Linked DNA regions of Homo sapiens: region 1 is linked to region 2. Evidence: chromatin loops called from intact Hi-C (ENCODE). Cell type or tissue: IMR-90. All regions are shown on one strand. Links, peaks and the distances in the headings refer to the core of each region. The heading gives the core; the rest is flanking DNA. Region 1 overlaps KCNJ6 (potassium inwardly rectifying channel subfamily J member 6). Region 2 overlaps KCNJ6 (potassium inwardly rectifying channel subfamily J member 6).

Region 1 (10,673 bases), core at 2,407-6,406, 68 kb before region 2:
CATGATTCTAAGGCCTCCCCAGCCACATGGAACTGTAACTCCAATTAAACCTCTTTTTCTTCCTAGTCTCGGGTATGTTTTTGTCAGCAACATGAAAATGGACTAATACACCTTGCCAGCCTGCAACCTGAATACCTGGAATTCTGTAATCTCTTGTTAGAGGGTATCAATTCCCTGCTTGAAGTCTTTGCTTTTGTCATGAATTGAATGTTCAAATTCATATGTTGAAGCTCTAACCTCCAGTGTGGCTGTGTTTGGAGATGGGGCCCCTAAGAAGGGAATTAAGGTTAAGTGAGGTCATAGAGTGGGGTCCTGAGCTTTTAGGATTAGTGTACTTTAATAAGAGACACCAGACAACTCTGAATCTCTCCTCTGTGTGTCTGTGCACATGCACCGAAGAAAGACCATGAAAAGACACAGCAGGAGGTGGCTGTCTCCAAGCCAGGAAGAGACTGCACACCAAAAATCCATCAGTTAGCATCTTGATATTGGACTTCCAGCCTCCAGAACCATGGGAAAATAAATGTCTGTTGTTTTAGCCACTCAGTTTGGGGTATTTTGTTATAGTGACGTGAGCTGACTCCTACAGCTGTGTCCCATTGAGTCCACCTCTTTGTGGCATTTAAGCCCCTCAACATGCACTCCCTCCCTTTCCTGTGGTCTCTCATGCTCCCATCCATGCACCATAAACTCTTCTCACTACTCACTCAATAGGGCACCGATTTTTCCAAACTGTGTGCCCGGCTGCACGAGTCTTGCTGGCTTTTTATGACCCTCTACCCTGGAGCCATCTCTCCCAGCCCCACAAGTTAAAGTCCCACCCCAGGCTAAGGCCTGGTTGCAAGACTGCTTTGTCCAAAGGCCTTTCCCTGCCCTCAGCCAGACCGAGCCTTCTGCCTTGGAGGCTGGAGTAAGCTGGGTGTCACAAAGCCATGAGCAGTGGGTTGTACATTGTCCCCACAAAGTTCATGTCCACCTAGAACCTCAGAATATGAACTTATTTGGAAATACGGTCTTTGCACATGTTATAGGTATTTGATTTCACACCTGTCTCCCAGGACAGATACCTCAACCTGGATAGCATGGGGCCTTTCCTAGCTCCCAGCACCCCATGAGCTTGCAAACTGTCACACTGCACTGAGTCGAAGTGAATGTCCCCAGGCAGCTCTCTCTTACCACCCCTCTGCTTGGGGGCCCAGCGGCTGGGTCTGTGTTTCACATCATAGAGTCTGTGCCTGCCTGGCTCCTGGGATGTGTGAATTGCTGGCAGAGCAACGTTAGAATTCCTAACAAGCACCCCGGTTTCTCCATCTGCTTGTTATGACTTGTCTCTTAGAAATGCTCTCAGGATTCTCATAAAATGGTTCTTCCAGGAGAATTTAATATTTTCCTCCAGAATCTGTTTGTCAGCTCTTTGGAGCCTCACCCCTCAAGGGTACAGGTGGCTCCGAGCACAATTTGGAGAATGTCACAGAGATTCATCTCCTAAGAGCCCCCAGACTCGTGTCTGCCTGCTTTTGAGAGCAAGTGTTTTAAGTAGAACTAGAGGAGCAGAGGAGGGACCTCAGGTCACTGCAGAGCCTCGGGAGCTGCACAACAGCTGACAGGAGTGGATTCACTTGTGAACAATGTTGCCTGAGATTCCAACAGTCTCCTGGGAGTTTCAGAGACATTTGTGGAGGCTGAGATCCAGCATGGGCCCATGAGGATGAGAACCTGAGGCTTCAGGTTATCACTGTTAATGTGACTTTTTGTGCCCAAGAAGTGGGAGGACCAGGAAAACTTCCACAAGTGAGTTCTGAGAATTATAAAAGATGTTCAAAACTCATTTAAAAGAAGATTTTAGACAAGCACTGCTTAAGCTGAGGAAAAACCACCTTGTCTGTAAGTAAACCACGTGGCAGTTTCCAAAGGCTCACCGTGATCCTCTTATCACTGACAGGCATCCATGTCTTAATGCCTGGGAATGACATACATGGAAACTGTATTCTCAGTGTGTTGGGTTTTCATCATTGTTACATGCTGTTGATATGTCATTAGCACAGAATAACAAGTGCATTAGTCAGGATGCACTATTAGCAAGTAATAGTATCCTTCATTGAGTGTCCATTCTCTGAGACAATGCACAAATGCATTATCAATATTATTTCTTCTAATCTCCAAAACAAGTCTTTGAGGAAGGTTTATCCATTGCACAGGTGCAGAAACTGGGGGTCAGAAAAGTAGTGCCATGGTCTGAATGCCTGTGTCCTTCCCCCAATTCGCACATTGAAATCGTCATCCACAAGGTGATGGTACTAGGAGGTAGAGCCAGAGATTATTGGATCATGAGATTGGAGCCTAATGAATGAGATTAGTGCCTTTATAAGATAGGCTCAAGGGAGCTTGCTTACCTCTTCTACCATTTGAGGACACAGTGGGAAGATGCTATCTCTGAGTAAGAGAGGTGGCCCTTTCCAGGGACAGAATCTGCCTTGATCTTGGACTTCGGAGCCTCCAGAGCTGTGAGAAATAAATCTGTGGTTTATCCGTCCCCCAGTCTAAAATATTTTGTTATGGCAGCCTGATTGGGCAAAGGCCTGATGAGGCCTGATCTGGTCCTACAACTCTTTACAGCCTAGCCCTCCAAGTGGTCAATATTAATCAGATGAAGTTGGTGTTGACACAGAACATGAAGCCTCTTTGCCCTCCTGGTGATATGATGCTTCCTGTCTTGGTGATAGGATGCTGACCCACTGGCTACTTAAACTAGAAATATGAGCTTCCACAGGGAGGAAGGGTTGGGGCAGAGGGTATTCTAGAAATGTGCTCAGAACTCAGGTGGACCAAGTGACAGAGGTTGGCACTTGAACCCCATGTGCTTCTTCCTGTTGGGGCATCCACTTGGGGATCCCAAGACAGATGAGTAGGCCCCTCCTCTTGGATATGCCACCTACAAATTCCATGAATGTGGCTTAGAATGGAGAAGACTGTCAGAGGCCATCTCCTTTCAGAAGAAAATAAGGTGCCTCTGGACACTGTCGTGTGCCCCACAATTCAGCTGAACAATAGGCCAACAGTCATGAGTGCAGCTACCCCGATTGGTGGCCTCAAAGACTATATGCAACAAATGGTTCCACTTTTCTGCTCTCATCTCTGCCTGGCTAAGGCCACCTGTTGTTCTAGCATGGAGGAAAGAGACTGAGTCTTACAGCGAGATTCAGCAGAGATTGGCTCTTGAATTTGCTACTTACTAACACCATGGCCCTAGACATCTTATCTAATTTCTCTGAGTCATGGTATCTTCATTTTAAAATGGGGCCGTTGTGAGGATTATACCTGACCAGATACATAAAGTTCCTAACACAGATCTTGGCAGAAAATAGGGACTCAGTAAACCATGGCTTCAAGTTTTAGCTATGATTGTTTAGAGTTACTTTCTCTGTGTCTATATTCTATTTTTCCAGCAGACAATAAATTCCTTTAAAGCCAGGCACTCCTCTGAGCCCCTCACAGAGATTGCTTTGCACATAGTAGGACCTAATAAACACATTCCCCAAATCAGAGTTGATGTTACTCATTTTTACTTTTGGTCTCAGTTGACCTGGATTCTGTTCTCTTTTGTCCTCTGAATTCAGGCCAGCATCTCAGAAAATAGTTTAAAAAAAACAACAAATGAGCAGGGGGTTAGAAATTTGACATCTCCCGTAGACTGTGAAACTAATTTGACATCTCACATAGTCTGTGAAACTGATTGACTAGAGCTGTATAAAAACTTGCCTGGAAAACTTCTTAGGAAGAGCTGAGACTTGAAGGAACTGGGGGTAGAGGGGGCTGAATAGTATAACAGCTTCATGTTCCTCAAGGAGCTCTACATCCCTGGACACACAGTGATGCCCCATGACACCTTTTGGGAGGCTGGCCAGGGGTCATACTCACTCTTCTTTTAATGGGGATCTCATAATACATGCTGACTGTTTTTACAGTGGGGCACGTCAAAGAAAGGCAAGAAACCTTATTTTCTTCTGAAAGGAGATGACCTTTGACAGTCTTCTACATTCTAAGCCACATTCATGGAATTTGAAAGTGGCATATCTGAGGATGGGTCTGCCAATCTGCCTTGGGATCCCCAAGGACATGAATGTATTTGTTTGGGAACTTGAAGTGAATTTCAATGGACACAGTCATGCTGGGAAAAAACAGACAAGGTGCTGACTAATGCCATGGGAATCTAATACTGATTACTTTTGAAAGCACAAGGGAATGGGCCTACAAAAAAGTCAGTATACAAATCTGAAATGGAGTTAGAAAGAACTGGAAAAGGAAGTATGAGAAATATTAATTAAAGTTACAAGTTTGAGACTAGTCATGGAAAGGTCAGAAATGTTTTCTTTAAGGTCATGGTTCCATCAGTAGTGACTTTAATTAATAATAATAGGGTTGGAGAACCTCTACCCTTATCCCTGCACCATTACCATCTCAGATAGGAAGATATCTTCTTTAAGGTCATGGACAGAAAGCTAATGGGATTATGATCTGGCTTTCATATTTTTCAAGTACCTATTGTGTGCAAAAACCAGAATTTGAGAAGGAAGATCTGTTATTGCTGAAGGCATTTGCTCATGGAGTTTTAATACCAGTCAGTGGTTATTGATCACATAATGAAGCAGTTCATGGATTTCTAGTTTTCCTCCAGAGTTCTGCATTACTTTTAGACAAATTATATTCTTCAAAGTACTTGTCATTCTTGCCTTGATGAAAGGTGAATCTATGAAGATTTAACAGAATTTGGGCCCAATTCCAGTAGCTAGCCATGGAACATGGAGCTTCTTTTTGATCTTTTTGATATAGTGTATGATGTTCCCTCTAATTTTCTTTGGGAGTGGTTACTAATATAAATCAATAAAATACTGATTATAATGTCCTTCTTATTCGTCCCCCCACATTTGCTCAGCATACTTCCTATAATTTGACCAATGTGCCTGTGAAAGATTGTAAAAATGGCCACAATGCTCTTATACCACTCTTCATATTTATGACCTGTGCAATGTGGCTTTACAGATGTGTTCAATAAGAGACAGTTCTGTTTCCCCATCCCTTGGATCTGAGCTGACATTGTGATTTTCTTTGGCCAGCAGAGTGTGGCAGAAGTGAAAAAGGAAGGTGTGTCAGTTCTTTTCCTTTCTGAGAAATCTGCCCAGGTGCCATGTGTATAAGCCCAGGCTAGCCCATTTGAGGATGAGAGACCACGTGGAGCAGAGATAAGCCATCCCAGCCAGCCGCAGCTAGCTTGATCACTGACCTAGACGCATGTGTGAGCCCTGCCAAGACTAGAAGAAGAATCGCCAAGAGGAGCCCAGCTCAAACTGCTGACTATTGAGTGACTCATTTTTGGGATGGTTTGTTATGCAGCAAAAGTAACTAACAGTACCTAAGAGTGGTTTTCTGTTCTCTATCAAGAGCCCCCTTTAGGAAAAAAATGACCGGTATTGTAGAGTCATCATCGAAAAGATTGAAGCTTCTTCTGGAAGTTTATTATTTCACTACTCTCAAGACTCTTTTCCACAGTCTCCTCTCTCTTACTTCCAAGTCTTCCTTGCAGCTAGGCATGGTCATGGAATGTAAGTGGAAGTTGGTCAAAAAATTCTTCTTGAAAAAGGGACATGTATTTTTTTGTACTCTTTTTCTCCTTCTTCCTACTAGAGATGCAATTCCTGGACCACACAATGCCTTTACACCCTATTTATGGAGTGAATTGTGTTCCCCCACATTTACATGTTCAAGACTCAACCCCCAGTGTGACTGTACTTGGACATAGAGCTTTTAGGAGGTAACTAAGGTCAAATGAAGTCATACGGGTGGGGTCTTAATCCAACGAAATTGGTGGCCTTATAAGAAGTAGAGAGATCTCTTTTAGGAAAGGCCATGTGAGCATGTAGCAAGAAGGTGGCCATCTGCAAGCTAGAGAGAGAGAGCCCTCATCAGAACCTGACTATGCTGGCACCATGATCTTGGACTTCCAGCCCCTAGAATTGTGAGAGAATAGATTTCTGTTGTTGAAATGACCCAGGCTATGGTATTTTGTCATGGAAACCTGAGCAGACTAATACACCCTCTGAGATGACACACTTGAGGATGAAAGGTTAACTTGTTAAGGTTAGCATAGATGAGAGAAAGAGTCTAGGTCTTCGACGGCATCCTTGCACAGCTGAATCAATACCAATCACTTCTACCACCAAGTTTACATTGCATGGAAAGCATACTCCTCCCTGTGGTTTAGTGCGCTGTCGACCAGTGTCTCTATTACTTGCAGCAGAAAGTCCTCCTAAGTCATGCAGATAGATATAATTCTCCTCTAGGTGAGAACTTTAGGTGTCTTAGGCCCCTTTGGACACATATGCATTAGTCTGTGGTTTGAGTGGAAGGTCAGTGGCTCTATACACTTGATAGCACTTGTGACTTCAAAGGCCGCTACATACCCAGGTGTGTGAGTGATAGAGTTGGGGGAAGAGCCAGAGATCTATGCAGGATGGGGAAGGATCATCGCGAACTTCCAATGAGTTTGGGATAAAGTAAGGTCTAGTCTCAGCTCTGACCAGTCTAGTCTGTCTTTGATGGGTCAGACTCAAGTGGTCCACAGAACTCATCCCTTCAAGGCTAAATGTTACATTCCATGTTTAAAGACTCTGTTGCATTTGAAGTCAGCATCAATCTTAGTGCTTTTTGGGGCACAGGGTTGCAACACTTTGAATTGTGACTAGGAGATATGTTTTCTTCAGCTTTGGCTGCATCAAGGAGAAGATACAAATTTCTTAGATGCGGATCAAAGGAAGATGAAAAGGAAATGGAAAAAGCAGGCAGTAGGGGGGCATCTGTCTGTCGTTTACCACCACACAAAACTAAAAACCAACAATAACTAGCATTTATTATTGCCCTCTTTTTGCCAGGCAGCAATACCGAATACTTCCCATGAATTGTCTTATTTAGTTCTCAAAATAACCCTATGTTCCAGGCACCATTATTATCCCCATTTCATAGATAAGGAACCTGAGGTTTAGAGAAATTAAATAACCTTGCTTAAAGTTTCACAGGCCTCAGTGGGGGCAGAGTCAGGATTAAAAGGCCAAGTGCCTTCACTCTGCGTAGGTTTTTATAACAAAACCAATCGATTTAGAACCAGTGTGGATTTCTGCTACCTGTAGGGGACCTATATGTGACTAAGGGACTGTGACTATAGTCTCTGCAAAATGCAAGAGTGATATCTTGCCAGAGAATGTCTTCATTTCTGCTCCTCTTTTGCAAGGATTTGGAGAAAACTTTGTAAACAGGACTGAAACAGTAAAGCTAATCACATCACAATCACATGCCCACCGTCCCAAAGGATCATACTGGTGTTTGCTAATGGGAATCCTCCCTGTTCAAAGTTTAATACCTCATCCAAGGGCTCCACAATTACATTTCCATTACTTCCCACTGTTTATCACAGTTGGATTGCAAAAGCCAATTTACGTTGTGATTTCTCCTCTGCTAGATCTTTACCATCTATTTTTAAATTTGTCTCACAATCCAGCTGGGCGCTTCATCCCAAAGTGTTGGCTCCATGGTGCTGTTGGAACATTGGCCCTGGGAGGGACCTTGTCCTCCAGCCACACCGTGTCTGCTGGACCAGGCATGAGGTCATGGGAGGACCTGCGTCCTTGAATACGTCTCCAGCTCCTTCTCTCTCCTCTGGGGCAGTTTCTGATTAACCTTACATTTGGGGGCATTTAATAAAATAGATTTCCTTGTGTATTGTAAAAAGAAGAAAAATGATAGTGTTACTCTTGAAGGTCTCTGACCTGGGGTTTGTGAACCAGATTCACCCTGAGGAAAGAAAAGCACTTTCATCATCTGACTATCCCCCGTCACAGTTCTTGTGGTCCATGCAGGGGTGACCTGCACATTGAGCTGGGGCCAGGTTTGCCGGGGCTCTGGGAGAACAAGCACATTGTCCCCTGACAAGAGGAAAGAAAGGTTTCAAGAGCCCCTTTAGAGATGGGAGGGCAGCCTGGGTCAGCAATATTTTTGTTGGCACAATCTTAGTTCTAATAAAAGAAGGAACCAGCGTACATAAAAGAAAATATAATTCTAGAATGATTTTGACCATAGCTGTCTGATATTTGAAGAGGTTTTCTTGACGGGAGATTTTATTGGCCACCTGTCTTCCTTTCTAATAGTTCTCTAAGGTGGCAGGTGAATAAAATATGCCTGCCAGCATTGCTTTCCTAATCTGTTGGCAAAGATTGATTTTTTTTTTAGCCTGCTTTAAAAATGTTCTTTTTTATTGATGCATAATAGATGTACATAGTTTCAGGGCACATGTGATAATTTAATGCATTCATATAATTTGTAAAGATCAAATCAGCGTACTTGGAATATCCATCACCATAAATATTTGTCTTTTCTTGATGCTAGAACTGTTCCAATTCTTCTCTTCTAGCGATAAAAATGTTGTTATATCCTCCCACCTTATTTCCTTCAAACGAATTGAGCAGGGTTTTTAAATTGATATTGGAGAGATGTGACTTTCTCCATCAGCGGTCCAGTTGTAATGTGGTCTATTTAATTGCTAACGAATACACAGAGGTGCACATTCTCCTGGGCCAGTAGGTTTATCAGAAGACAGAATAAGAGAAAGAAAGTGAAGAAATACTTCAGCCCATGGGCTGCAAATGCTTGTGCATCAGCTGCAACCCTCCTATCTGCTGCTTTGTGGTCAGTTAGTGGTGTTTTGGCACAAGCTTCAAGTCTCCAGCAAACCCTGCCCATCTCTAGTTCAGTGGATCTCAGTTCATATGCTGGCTGGGCCACTAGCTGCCCAAATCAATCACTACACTAATTATTTTTGTTTCCTTTAAACTCAGTTCCCCTCTCTGCATTTATTTCTGTGGCCGACTGTGAAAAGCACAATCTCTCTCTTTGCCCATTTCCTTGAAGATCAGGATGTTTAAAATTTTCCAGCAACAAAGCAAAACTTTATGCAATATTATGGGAAAAGCACAGATTCTAGAGTCCAGTAGGGTAGGAGAGGAAGTAGAGGGAGCAAGTGGCTGAGATTTATTGAGCAACTACTATATGCTAAGGGTTGTATGCTTATTGTCTCATCCACTCCTCATAGTAGGCTTAGTTTACATTGGCATTGTTTTGAATAAGGAGCGGGAGTCTCAGCCAGGGTAAGTCACTTCCCCAATATCACACAGTGAGTCTAGGGAGCAGATCTCTGTGACGAGATCTGCCCATTTTAATCAAGGGGCGTTTTCCAGTAAAGATTACAGGACAGAAGGCACACAAAAGCACACTGGTAAGCTCGGAAGCACTTCATGAGAGTTAGTTGCTGTTGCTTGCTACGTGTACATTCTGTTGGTTCCTGGAAGTTCTGCTACTTCCACTACATAGATTGGTCAAGGCCCTGTGTTGTGTGAGGCTTGGTCACAAGGTGAGTCAGTAAGCCATGAGGCCCCTCCTCTAAAGATGTACCAGCTAAGGGTGCTCCGGGGGGACTCTGATCCTAGGGCTTGTCAACTCCATGTTGAGACCTCATCAGAACCTGTATAAAGTCATTCTCTCTGTGTATCAGGATAGGATGGCCTAACCCTGATGAAGCTGGAAGGAATTTAGAGTTAGAAAATCTTCATGGTTGAAGTGTTATTTCTAGAATGTTCCGTATCCATTAAATAACAGCTCTGTCTTTTTGAAAGGCTGACTTCTCATGGCTTGTCAGACAAAGCAGGTTATTTCATTTACATATGGAGGAATGGTGCAGGTTGTGAGTGGGTGTTAATACAACCAGAGGGCCCACACTATGAAGACAACCAGACCTGTGACACCATGAGTCACCTCTCTCCCCCAAAACCCTTCAGCCTTCGGCTGAGATGCCTTTGGTGGCACAGGCAGACACAACGGAATTAAAAGTCATCCCTTTCTTGGCACATCTGTTCTGGATCAAAAGGCGTGGTTAAAGAGTGAGAGCTATTGTGAACCAAGATAGCGCCACTGCAGTCTGGCCTGGGTGAAAGAGCGAGACTCCATCTCAAAAAAAAAAAAAAAAAAAAAAAAAAGAGTGAGAGCTATCAAGCCTCTAAGGCTCCCTAAATGCCAGTCTCTCTATTAAACATGTGATGTGTGTTATTATTGCTTTTGGTCCTGGCAAGAATCATGCAAGAGTGGTGCTAGTTCCATGGCAATCTGAGGCATAGGGGTGTTAAGCACTTGGCCCATGGTATATATAAAAGCTGGGGCTGAGACTCAGGCTAGTCTGATTTCAGAGCTTCAGATCTTACACACATGGACACACAGCTTCTGCAAGGGCCGGTGCCTAACTCACCATGTGAAGTGAAAGTTTGCTTAAGTAAGTTAATACCATTTGCCTTTACCATAAATGGAAGGCAGGAAATGACACAGGCATGATGAAAGTAAAGGATAATGCATCTATTTTAAAAATGCCATGTAGTTTAGTGCATTACTTTTCAAACTTTTTTGACAATACCTCACAGTAAGAAATATATTTGTTATTGTGACTCAGTAGAAACACTCACATATATGTGTGTGCACGCATGTGTGTGTGTGTCTGTGTATGTGTATGGACCCAAACCAAAAGTTTCATGGAAGAGTTCTTTTTTCCTTAACATGTACTCTGCACTGAAAGATTTTCTGTT
Region 2 (10,673 bases), core at 2,443-6,442:
CTTTGGCAAAGATGATGCAGATTGATTTTTTTTTTCCTATTCCTCTCACTAAGCACAACAAAAAAATCCTGGACAATATATATGACAAACTTAAGTTGACTCTGAAAGGTGAATAGAGGAAGCCATACCAGCTAGGGACCTTGATATCTGAGGAATAACATGGGAGTGAGCTCTCTGAGTTCTTTTTTTTTTTTTCTATATTGTTTATCCCTGACTGGATACTGGAGATGTTAGCAAATTGGAAATGTCAATAGATGCAGACAAAAATGCCCCAAGCTTGAATTCTTTAGCCAAAGACCTAGGAGAGAGGTAGTCTAAGAAGACAGAAAACCTTTGAACAATAACCTCTGTAGCCAAACATTATAGAAAAAACAGCAATTCCACCTGGAAAGCAAAGGCTGGGTGGGGAGCTTTGGCTCCCACTCTTATCAGGTGTAATGCTGCACCCAAACCTGTTGTCAGGATGGTGTCAGGGAAGACAGAGTGGAGATTCTGAATTTTCCTTCTTGCTAAAGGACAGTGAGACTCCCTGGAGACCATATGGGGAGCCTGGTCCTCCACACGGTTCTGGTAATAATGAGGTATGTCTCCCCAGAGCCACAGGGGAGGTATTAGAGGAGGGCCAGTATAGAGTCAGGATATTCACTGCCATCCAGCTGTAACAAGGTCACTCTTGCAAAGTGTTGGTGGAGACCACCACGTGAGAAGTAGTAATGAGGTGCCCCCTCCTATCCCAGCCAGGATGGTGTTGCTGGAGACCCAGTAGGGATCCTGAGCCTTCATTACCATCCAGCAGTAAAAAGGATGACACCTTACTAGTGAGCAATGAGGTGGTTCCCTCCTTAACTCACCAGAGTGATGTCAGAGGAGTCCTGCTATAATACAAGATTTCAATAAGATCCAGAATCTTATAGTAACACCAAAAATGCTTAGGTTTCAGTAAAAAATTACCTGTCATACCAACAGAAAGAGCTAAAACTGAATGACTAAAGACAAATATCAACACTGATATGACCCAGATTTTATAATTATATAAGGAACCTAATGCAGCCTGAAACAAATGAAGAAAAGTGCTAACAAACAAATAGTAAGCCTCAGCAAAAAATCAGCACTTATGGAGAAGAACTGGAAAAAAATTCAGAACTAAAAATTTTAATAACTGAAATAAAAAACTCAATCGATGGGCTGAACAGCAGGGTGGGTAAGACAGAGCAAAGAAACAGTGAACTTGTTGATAGAACAATAGAAATTATATAATCTGGACACTAGAGAGAAAATAGACTTAAAAAAATGAACAGAGCCTTGGGAACATGTGGGGTTGTAACAAAAGATCAAACATTTATGACACAGAATATCAGGAGGAGAAGAAAAAGAAGATGAGGCTGAAGAAAGTATTCAAGGGAATAATGGCTGCAATTTTTTCAAATTAAAAAAAAAAAAAAACAACTACAGATCCAAGGAGCCAAATGAAACCCATGCAAGAAAAACCCAAGGTAATTCACTCAGAGACACATGATAAACTTCTGAAAACTAAAGAAAAAGAAAAAAATCATGAAAGCAGCCAGGGAGAAGTAGTGCATTATCAATAGGGAAAGGTAATTCAAGTGACAGAGGTTTTCTACTTAGAAACTGTGGAGGTCAGAACAAAATAGCATAACATTTTTCAACCACTGGGAAAAAAAACATTTTCAGCTCAGAATTTTATAGCAGCAAAAATGTCTTTCATGAATTAAATGAAAATCAAGGCACTCAGGCATTTTCAGATGAAAGAAAACAAAGAGAATTTGTCACCAGCAGACCTACCCTGAAAGAAAGGAAGTTCTCTCAACAAAAAGGAAATAATAAAAGAAGCAATCTTGACACATCTTAGAGGTAGAAAGAACATGGAAAGAGAAAATATATAGGCAAACACAGTAGACTTTTCTTGAGTTTTCTAAATTATGCTTGATGGCTGAAGCACACATTATAGCATGGTCTACTGTGATTCTTAATATATGTAGAGGAAATATTTAAGACAACTATATTTTAAATAGGGGAAGGGAAACGAATGTAAAGGGAGCTAAGATTTCTATGTTTCCCTTGAATTGGTCAATATTAACAGCAGTAGTTAAGAGATACATATATATATGTATATATATATATATAAATTACATTGTGTATATATACATAAACACAGAATGTAATTCCTAGAACAGCCACTGAAAAAGCTAAACAAAGAGATATATTCAAAAACACTATAGATAAATCAAAGTTGAATTTTAGAAAATGTTGAAATAACCCACAGAATTTCAGAAAAAAACCCCAGAGAATCACAAAACAAAAAACAAATAGAAAACAAAAAATTAAATGGCCAACCTAAGCCTTAACATGCTAATAATTATATTAAACATAAATGGTCCAAATACACCAATTAAAAAACAGAGATTAGCAGAGTGTATAAAAAGCAACTCCAACTACATATCATTAAAAAAAACTCACTTCAAATATAATGGTATGGGTAGATTGAAAGTAAAAAGATGGAAAAAGATGTACCACACAAGCATTAATTTAAAAAAAGTATGGCAATATTATTACACAAAGTAGACTGCAGAGCAAAGAAAATATGAGAGATGGAGAGAAAAATTACATAATAATAAAGATTAAATAATGGAGAATATTACGTTAAGTGAAGTAAGCCAGGCGCAGAAAGAAAAATATATGTCCTCACTCATACTTGAGAGCTAAAAAATTGATCTAATGGAGTAATGAGTAGAACGGTAACCAGAAGCCTGGAAGGATCAGGAGGCAGATGAGCAAAGGTTGGTTAGTGTATACAAAAATACATTTAGATAGAAAGAATAAGCTCCATTGTTTGATAGCACAGTAGAATGACTATAGTTAATGATGCTGTGTTGTATATTTCAAAATAGCTAGAAGAAAACTTGAAATGTTCCCAACACAAATGAATAATATATGTTTGAGGTGATGGATATCCCAAATACCCTGACTTGATCATTCCACATTGTATGTATCTATCAAAATATCACATGAGATATTCATAAATATGAACAACCATTAAGTACCAATACAATAAAGGTTTAATCAACCAAGAATACATAGCAATCCTAAATGTGTATGCAACAAACAACAGAGGTGCAAAATATGTGGAGCAAAAACTGATAGAACTGAAAGGGGAAATAAATCCACGAATATAGTTGAAGATGCCAACACCCTTCTCTTAACAATTGTTAGGACAACTACAGAGAAAATCGGTAAGGATACAGAGAAAATCAACATCATCAACCAACAGGATCAAATCAATGTTTATAGAATTTGCCACACAACAACAGCAGAATACACGTTCTTTCCAAATGCCCACAGCATATATACCAAGACAGACCTCAACAAAAGAATTGAAATCATACCGAGTATGCTCTCTGATCACAATGGAATCGAACTTTTAAAAAATAAAATTTTTTTGGTTTCTTTTCTTCTTTTTCTCTTTTTTACTTGTGCCACCCCCATGTTTGCTTCCTACCAGTCTAGCATGTCATTATTCTGAATGCTGCAGTGAGGTTGCAGTTCTTCAGAAGTTTTTGGAGTACGATGTGGTTTTCATGGCTCAGAGTTTTAAAGAAAAGGGAGGAATGGACTCTCCATTCTCTTTAGCTTCTTTATTGGAACACTCTCTCTGATCTTGGAGAATTAGCATAACCCTCACATCGCTCTATTGTGACTGTTCTTGGAACCTTTCTATAGAATACTAGAGGAAAGAGGAAGATAGTTAGATTCTGAGTCTGTGTCATGGAAGATGGATTTGCATCTTTTGTGCAGTTTAAACAGTTTTGTGACAAAAAGAATTAAGCAGAGCAGAAAAAATAGCTTTCCTTATGAAATCAAAAATCCAACAGTAAACTTCCAATTCAGAAGGCAGAAGTCAAGAATGACTGCATCTGCTGGGGGCCCCTCTCTCCCCCGGGGACCAGTCATTGCAGAATCATGTCCTTTGTTTATATCATCCTTTTAGCACTGCCGAGCCAAGAAACTCAGTTCTGCTCAACCGTGATGAATATTTTTCCAAAACCACATATTCACAATCATGAGATTCTCATTGACAATTCTGTGGTTCCTAATTTTTTAAAATATCTATCTGTGAGGAAGAAAAAATGACTCTCTCCACTTTTAGCTATAAGGTGGGCTATTGGCCAAGCACGGCCAGGGGCCTCTGTCCCTGACAGGCAGCAGCTGTTCAGCCTCCCTGTCCCAGAGCACAGCAGAAGGCAGGGGAGAGGGGGTGGAAGCAGGATTCAGGGCGCTCAAGGCAAGAATTCTTTCCCAAGGCTTTATCCTCCCTGGGACTGGGTGCTAGGGCAGATGGTGCTTGCATTTTCCATCACTCAGAAAGCCATGGCCAGAGACAGGAGGGTGGGGAAGGGGAGGGAAGAGGTCCAAACATCATTTCCGGAAGCTCTTCAGATTCCCTGCATTTTAAAATCTCGTAATTCTTCTCTCTGAATACCACAGAGCCAATGCCATACAATGTTGTGGCATTTGCTGGGCCACATTCCCTAGTGAGATGGGAGAAGAATTACTGTGCCTAAGGCAGCAACCAGCTTAAACATTTTCATTTCCTTCTTAGCTCTTCCACCAGGAAATCCTGCTATCATCTTCCTTGTCCTCTCCCTACTCCTTGCTGTTCATTTCTCAACTCTGTGATTTTGTGCTTCCGGCCTTAGTCAGAGCCAGCCTCTCTGTTCCTGGTTCTCTATGAGAAGGTGCCTAGGTTCCTGCCTTGATGAGCAAGTCAAGACTGTGGACTAGGTGAACTTCAAGTCAGTGTGGAAAATGCCCTTGCTCTCAGGAGATATACACTCAAATACTTAGGGCAACATATCCTGATGACTATAACTCTTAAATGGAGAGAGAGAGAGAGAGAACACAAATAAAGGAGGCAAATGTGACAAATGTTTACAAACGGGGGGATCCAGGTAATGGGTATATCATGTGTATTATATTATTCTTGTGGCTTTTCTACAGATTTTCCATTTTTCAAAATTAAAAAAAGATAAAAAATCAGTATGGTGAGTGTAAACTGCTTCCCCTAAGCCCCAGGTCAGAACAATGGCCTCTGACCTGGGGAAGTTGTATGGTTTGGGTATTGACCTGGCTGGATGTACCAGTTACTTGGTTTCATTCCAGTGTGTGATGCTCTTGCATGGTTCACCAGGCCATGCTCTGGTAGGAGTATCGAATGGTATCCCTAATATTTTAAATGCATTGCTTGTGGCTCTTCTGAGCCTTGAGGTGCCGATACTCCAATGAAGACCCACTGAATCAAAATCTCTGCGGATAAAAGTAAATAATATGCATTTCTTTAAACCATTCCTATGGATAGATCTAATTTTAAGATGGTAAGACAGAGACTTTTGTCTCCTTTGGAAAACAGTAAAGATACCAAGAAACTGAAGGAAATCTTCACTTTTGATGCAACTATGAAATGCCTACAACCTCAGAACATGTATGTAGAGGGAGGGCTATTGTTACATGCAGCAGAAATTGGGCCAGGATAAAGGTGGTGAGTGAGAAACGATGCCTAGCCCCAGAAATCTATGGCAGAGCTGGCTGCCCACAGCCTTCTTCATCCTGGGGGCATAGTCAAAGCATTACCAATGTTTAGAGCAACAAGATGAAGATGTGGTACTGGCTATGAGAGCCTTCCTGGACAGTGTGTGATACCACAAAGGGACTGGAGGAAGCAGAGAGACAGAAGAAAATGCTCAGATCTGCCATTTTGCAAAGGGAATCTTTTTGTGTGGCTGAGTGGAAAAGAAACTGTGGACAGTGAGCAGCTCTGTGGCTGCCAACCTTTGTTAGCTGTGTGATGTAAGGACTAAACCTCTGACAAAGCCCGGAATTAGACAGAACTTTACTCTAGCCCAAGAGACTTCTTGCTCTGTGCTATGCTTCCTGGGCCCTTCTCAACACTTCCTTTCACAAATTACTGACCCAGAAAGAAATCCCCTGTTTCATGAGGAGCCAGCAGTGGATCTATCCAAAATATTACAGGAAAAAAAAGACAAGCTGGAAGCTGAACAATGACCTAGAAAAGTAAGGTGACTAGTAAATGGTAAAGCAAATATAGAAATAGTACAGTGAATATAGTAAGTGAATATTGAAATAGAGGCCATATTTATTTAGAAAAAAGAGAAAGACACTGATGAAAATATAATCAAGGACACAGAGTGTAATTTGAGAAGATAGAGCAAAATAAAAAGAAAATAAATATCAAACTGAAAATGACAGACATGGAAGACAGAAAAAGATGATTCAACATATATAGAGTTTGTATCCTAGGAGAAGAAAACAGAATTAGCAGAAAAATATTTAGATACATCATTAAGAAAATTCAGATTGGCCAGGTACGGTGGCTCACGCCTGTAATCTCAGCACTTTGGGAGGCCGAAGAGGGTGGATCATGAAGTCAGGAGATCGAGACCATCCTGGATAACACGGTGAAACCCCATCTCTACTAAAAATACAAAAAAAATTAGCCAGGCGTAGTGGCGGGCGCCTGTAGTCCCAGCTACTCGGGAGGCTGAGGCAGGAGAATGGCGTGAACCCGGGAGGCGGAGCTTGCAGTGAGCCGAGATCTGGCCACTGCACTCCAGCCTGGGCGACAGAGCAAGACTCCGTCTCAAAAAAAAAAAAAAAAAAAAAAAAAGAAAGTTCAGATTAAGCTCAATTCTTAATATTGATAGAGCATGCTAGGTCCTGGAGGGGAAAAGGGGATTCATGGGCACTGATATATATCCTAATATAGTTACTGCACTTCAGAGAAAAAAGAAATAATTTTACAGGCATCAAAGCATAAAGGGCACATAGAAAAGGGGAAAAACAGACTATCTTTAGCCTTCTCTCTAGAAACATTCAACAAGACAATGGGATAAGATCTAAAGTCTTTGGGAAAATAAAGTGAGATACTACAGTTTTATACTCAGCCACACTGGTGTTCAAGCAAAGAAATGCCTGAGAGATATCTTAAAGATGCAAGCACTCAGGAATGAAATTCTCCATGGGTTTTTTTTGAAGATATCATAAAGGGAGCTATAGAAATATAACTTAAGGGAATAAAGGTCAGCACTAGATGAACTAGGAATAACAGCGTAACCAATTAAAACCAGGCAGGGAAGGTGAAGGAGGAAAGAAACTACATGAAAATAGAAAATCAAAGAATCTCAATTTAAACATACTTTATGGTAGGGAGACAAAAGTTTCTGTCTAAAGAACAAAGATGTAAGTACAGTATATATTATAGAAGAACAAAATGAAACTCTCATTCTACCGAATTTACAAAATTGCAAATTGCAACAAAGCAAAGCAAACAAAGAACACAAAATAAAATATGATAAAGAACAATAAACATATTTTTAAGATCTAGAGGCTTCATGGAAAACAACTTCAATAAATAAAAGACCAAAATATAGCAATAGGTAATTACTATGGAAAAATTCCCAAGATACATTGTTAAGTAAAAAAGCTATTTATAAAAGAGAATATATGGTAGTGTTCCACTTATGTTTAAGAAAGCATACATATATATTTTTTAAAATTTTATAAGATGTATAACTAAGGACACAAAAGCACACATATGTGTGAGCATATGAATAGGATATCTCTGGAAGGATACACAAGAAACTCATAACAGTGGTTGTCTCTGGGATAGGAAACTGAACTGGAGTCTAGGAAGGGTTTTTCATTGTCCACAATTTTAACTATGGGCTTATATTACTTTATATATATATATATATATATATATATATATATATATATATATAAAATACTTAAAAAGCTCTACAGATGATTCTAGCCAGCACTGGGTGTTGAGCAGCCCCAGTTTTTCATTCCAGGGCTTCTGACAAGCTAATGGTAGTTGTACTGTATCTCAGTGGTAGGGATAAAGTGATGATTGCTATCTCTGTTTCATGTGGGTTTTGGCAGACCAGCAAAGAATTTCATTGATTTACTTGTGTCTGAAATTTCTTGATTTCAGAAGAAGGTTACAGTCAACTAAAAAAACATAAAAATAAAAACAAAAGCCCAATTATGAAGTTATAAAGTACTGGGGCTTTGGGTCTTCTAAGCTACCACTGATACTTTTGTCTTCATGCTAGAATGCCTGCATTTCAACTCCTCTGAATTAATAGAATGGCTTCTTAGCGTATCTCCTGGATTCTGACCTCTTTGCCTTTCAGTTCTCCCTCTTTCCCACCTTTACCCTGCTGGTCCCTTGCATCATGACTCCTTGTGGGCACTCCACAAGACACCCCGTGCCCTGGATGCCCAGAGTAACATGGCCCCAAGACACATGCTGCAGGTGGACAGGTCACCCGGTGCAATGGCTATTTCCATCTTTGCTCCTGTTCTTCCCCAGGCAGGAGTAATCCCAAACCCACCTGCTGCTCGGTCCTACACTGATTCCTTTTTCTCCTGAATCCTATTTTACACCCAGGTAATAGCTCATAATTTAGCCCTTAATTGTTCTCCAATTACCTTATCGGTGATAATTTTTCTCCAACTTGAGTTTGAGCTCCTTCATGGGAAAGACCATGGGGCTCTGTGTTCTAAGCCGATCCCACATCTTATGGCCTCCCACCATCCTCACAGCTACTAGCTTAGCTCAGGCCACCCTCCTTTCTCGCCTGGTCTACGCCAGGCAGGTCTCCCTGCTTTTCCTCTTGGGCCTCCTGTGGTCTGTTCCCTATATGGCAGCCAGAGCCATCACTGGCTTCGAAGTAGAAATAAGCTGACTTATTTCCCTGGCTTAAAACCCTTTCCAGCACACTTGTGATAAGATCTAAGCTTCAGGTGGCATGGAGTTCCTGCAGGATCTGTCCCTAGGCTCCCTCCACCCTCATTTCCCAGCCTTCTCCCCATCACTCACACTGCAGTCTTTGACTTTCTTGCCCAGTCCTTCCCCGGGGCCATTGTACTTGCCAGAAAAGCTCTCCCACTACCCCCCTGGAGTGGCTCTCTATGTCATATCATCCAGGTCATGGTTACAATGTCACCTCTTCCAAGGCCTTCCCTGACACCATATCTAGCATAGTTCCCATCTTCACTCCCTCATCACTTCCCAATGTTTTCCCTGCTTAATTTATTGTAGCTTTCGTCTTCATTGTGTATGTGGGTAGACAGTATAATCTGGGGTTAGACTCTCAGAGTTTAAATCTCAGCTCCACTACTTGAGCTGCATGACATTGGGAAAGTCCTTAACCTCCTTGTGCCTCATTTTCCTCATCTGTACAATAGGGATAATGTTATACATAGTTTATGAAACTACAGTGAGAATAAAAGGAGAGATTAATGATATGAAAACCACTTAGAAGGCTGACAGGCAGGAGGTGAGGACTACATCAATCTTTGTTTCTTTATTTACTCATTATTGCCCGACTCCCTACCCTAGACTGTCAACTCTGGTGTATTAGTCAACTCAGCCTACTGTAACAAAGTACCACAAACTGGAGGGCTTAAACAACAGGCATTTATTTTCTCAAAGTTCTGGAGGCTGGAAGTCCAAGACCAAGGTTTCAGTGGGGCTGGTTCCTTGGAGGCCTCTGTCCTTGGCTTGGGGATGGCGTCTTCTCCCTGTGTCCTTATAGGGTTGTCCCTCTGTGTGTGCCTGTGTCCTCATCTTCTCTTCTTATAAGACCACCAGTCAGCTTGGATTAAAGCCCACCCTAGTGACCTCATTTTACCTCTATCACTTCTTTAAAGGCTCTATCTCCAAATACAGTCCCATTCTGAGGTACTGGGGGTTAGGACTTCAACATACAAATTTTGAGGGCATGCAATTTAGCCCCTAACATCTGGAGAAGTAGGGTTGCGACATGGTTAGCCCTGTATCTCAGCAGGCAGACATGCATTTTTCAGCACACTTCAGTGTCTCAGTAATGACCCCTTGGAAGCCTGAGAGCATTTCCCACAGAGCTGGTCCCTCTGCCCCACAGCCATAAAACATGGAGTGACTACTGGGTGCCAAGCTGAGAAGGTACTTGAGGAATGTCCTTGAGAAGCACCAAACTGGGGAACACTCCGGGCCTTGGATTGTGTTCACTAAAATTTAAATGACTCCTTCATAGCCCAGTGGCAAGTAGGGGACCATCAGCCTCACTGAGGTGTTGATGCTGGGCCCCTGGGCAAGCTGGTGACTGGAAAGGAGAGGAGGGTGTGGGTACCCTGAGCTTCCAGTAGTGGGGCTGTAGGTCAGCACTCAGTCAAGTGGGTGGCTCAAGCCCCGCTGCAGAACACACCTCCACTCTAATCAAACAAGCCCATGTCTATCTCGTTCCTTGGCCTGCTCCTCAAGCCCCAAGTAAGGCTTAGAAGACAGCCCTTCTTGGAACCAGTTTCCAATCTTACATAAGGTGTCAGAATCGCCAGTGGTTGGAATTCTTCCATGAGAGCTGTGGAAAAGGGCTGTATTTTGCTTACAATCAGGTGAACCTCACTCTATACAACAGTTGAATCCCCCAAACATTGTGTGTGAATTTTAAGTCCAAGTCTACCTTAAATAGGCAGGGCTGGAGGGGGTCACTATTTATAGTAAATATCCAATGTGCTTTTTTTGGCAAGCAGAGAAGTCTTCTATTTTAACTTTTCTGTTTTGTAAATGTCACCTTTATACACACAGGCAT

What was found. Hi-C counts contacts between places; a loop is a spot of excess contacts. Peaks named below come from ENCODE experiments on the same cell type or tissue, not always from the same donor. Only the 100,000 strongest peaks of a DNase experiment are listed, where the experiment ranks them.
Region 1: a loop joins it to region 2, with 4 times the contacts of the local background. A loop is called at or near these places in 4 of 110 quality-filtered maps.

The regions. Positions count from the first base shown.
Region 1 is chr21:37,783,496-37,794,168 of GRCh38, forward strand. The region is part of intron 2 of KCNJ6 (potassium inwardly rectifying channel subfamily J member 6); the gene reads right to left. Among named protein-coding and RNA genes, the nearest start is that of KCNJ6, 130 kb to the right of the region's middle. In IMR-90, for the core only: no CTCF peak of the experiment used is centred there; a DNase peak (open chromatin) is centred at 4,176; H3K27ac peaks cover 623 bases.
Region 2 is chr21:37,851,718-37,862,390 of GRCh38, forward strand. All of the region lies in intron 1 of KCNJ6 (potassium inwardly rectifying channel subfamily J member 6), which reads right to left. Among named protein-coding and RNA genes, the nearest start is that of KCNJ6, 59 kb to the right of the region's middle. RefSeq lists an enhancer at 3,587-5,204. In IMR-90, for the core only: no CTCF peak of the experiment used is centred there; DNase peaks (open chromatin) are centred at 3,994 and 4,454; H3K4me3 peaks cover 378 bases; H3K27ac peaks cover 2,333 bases.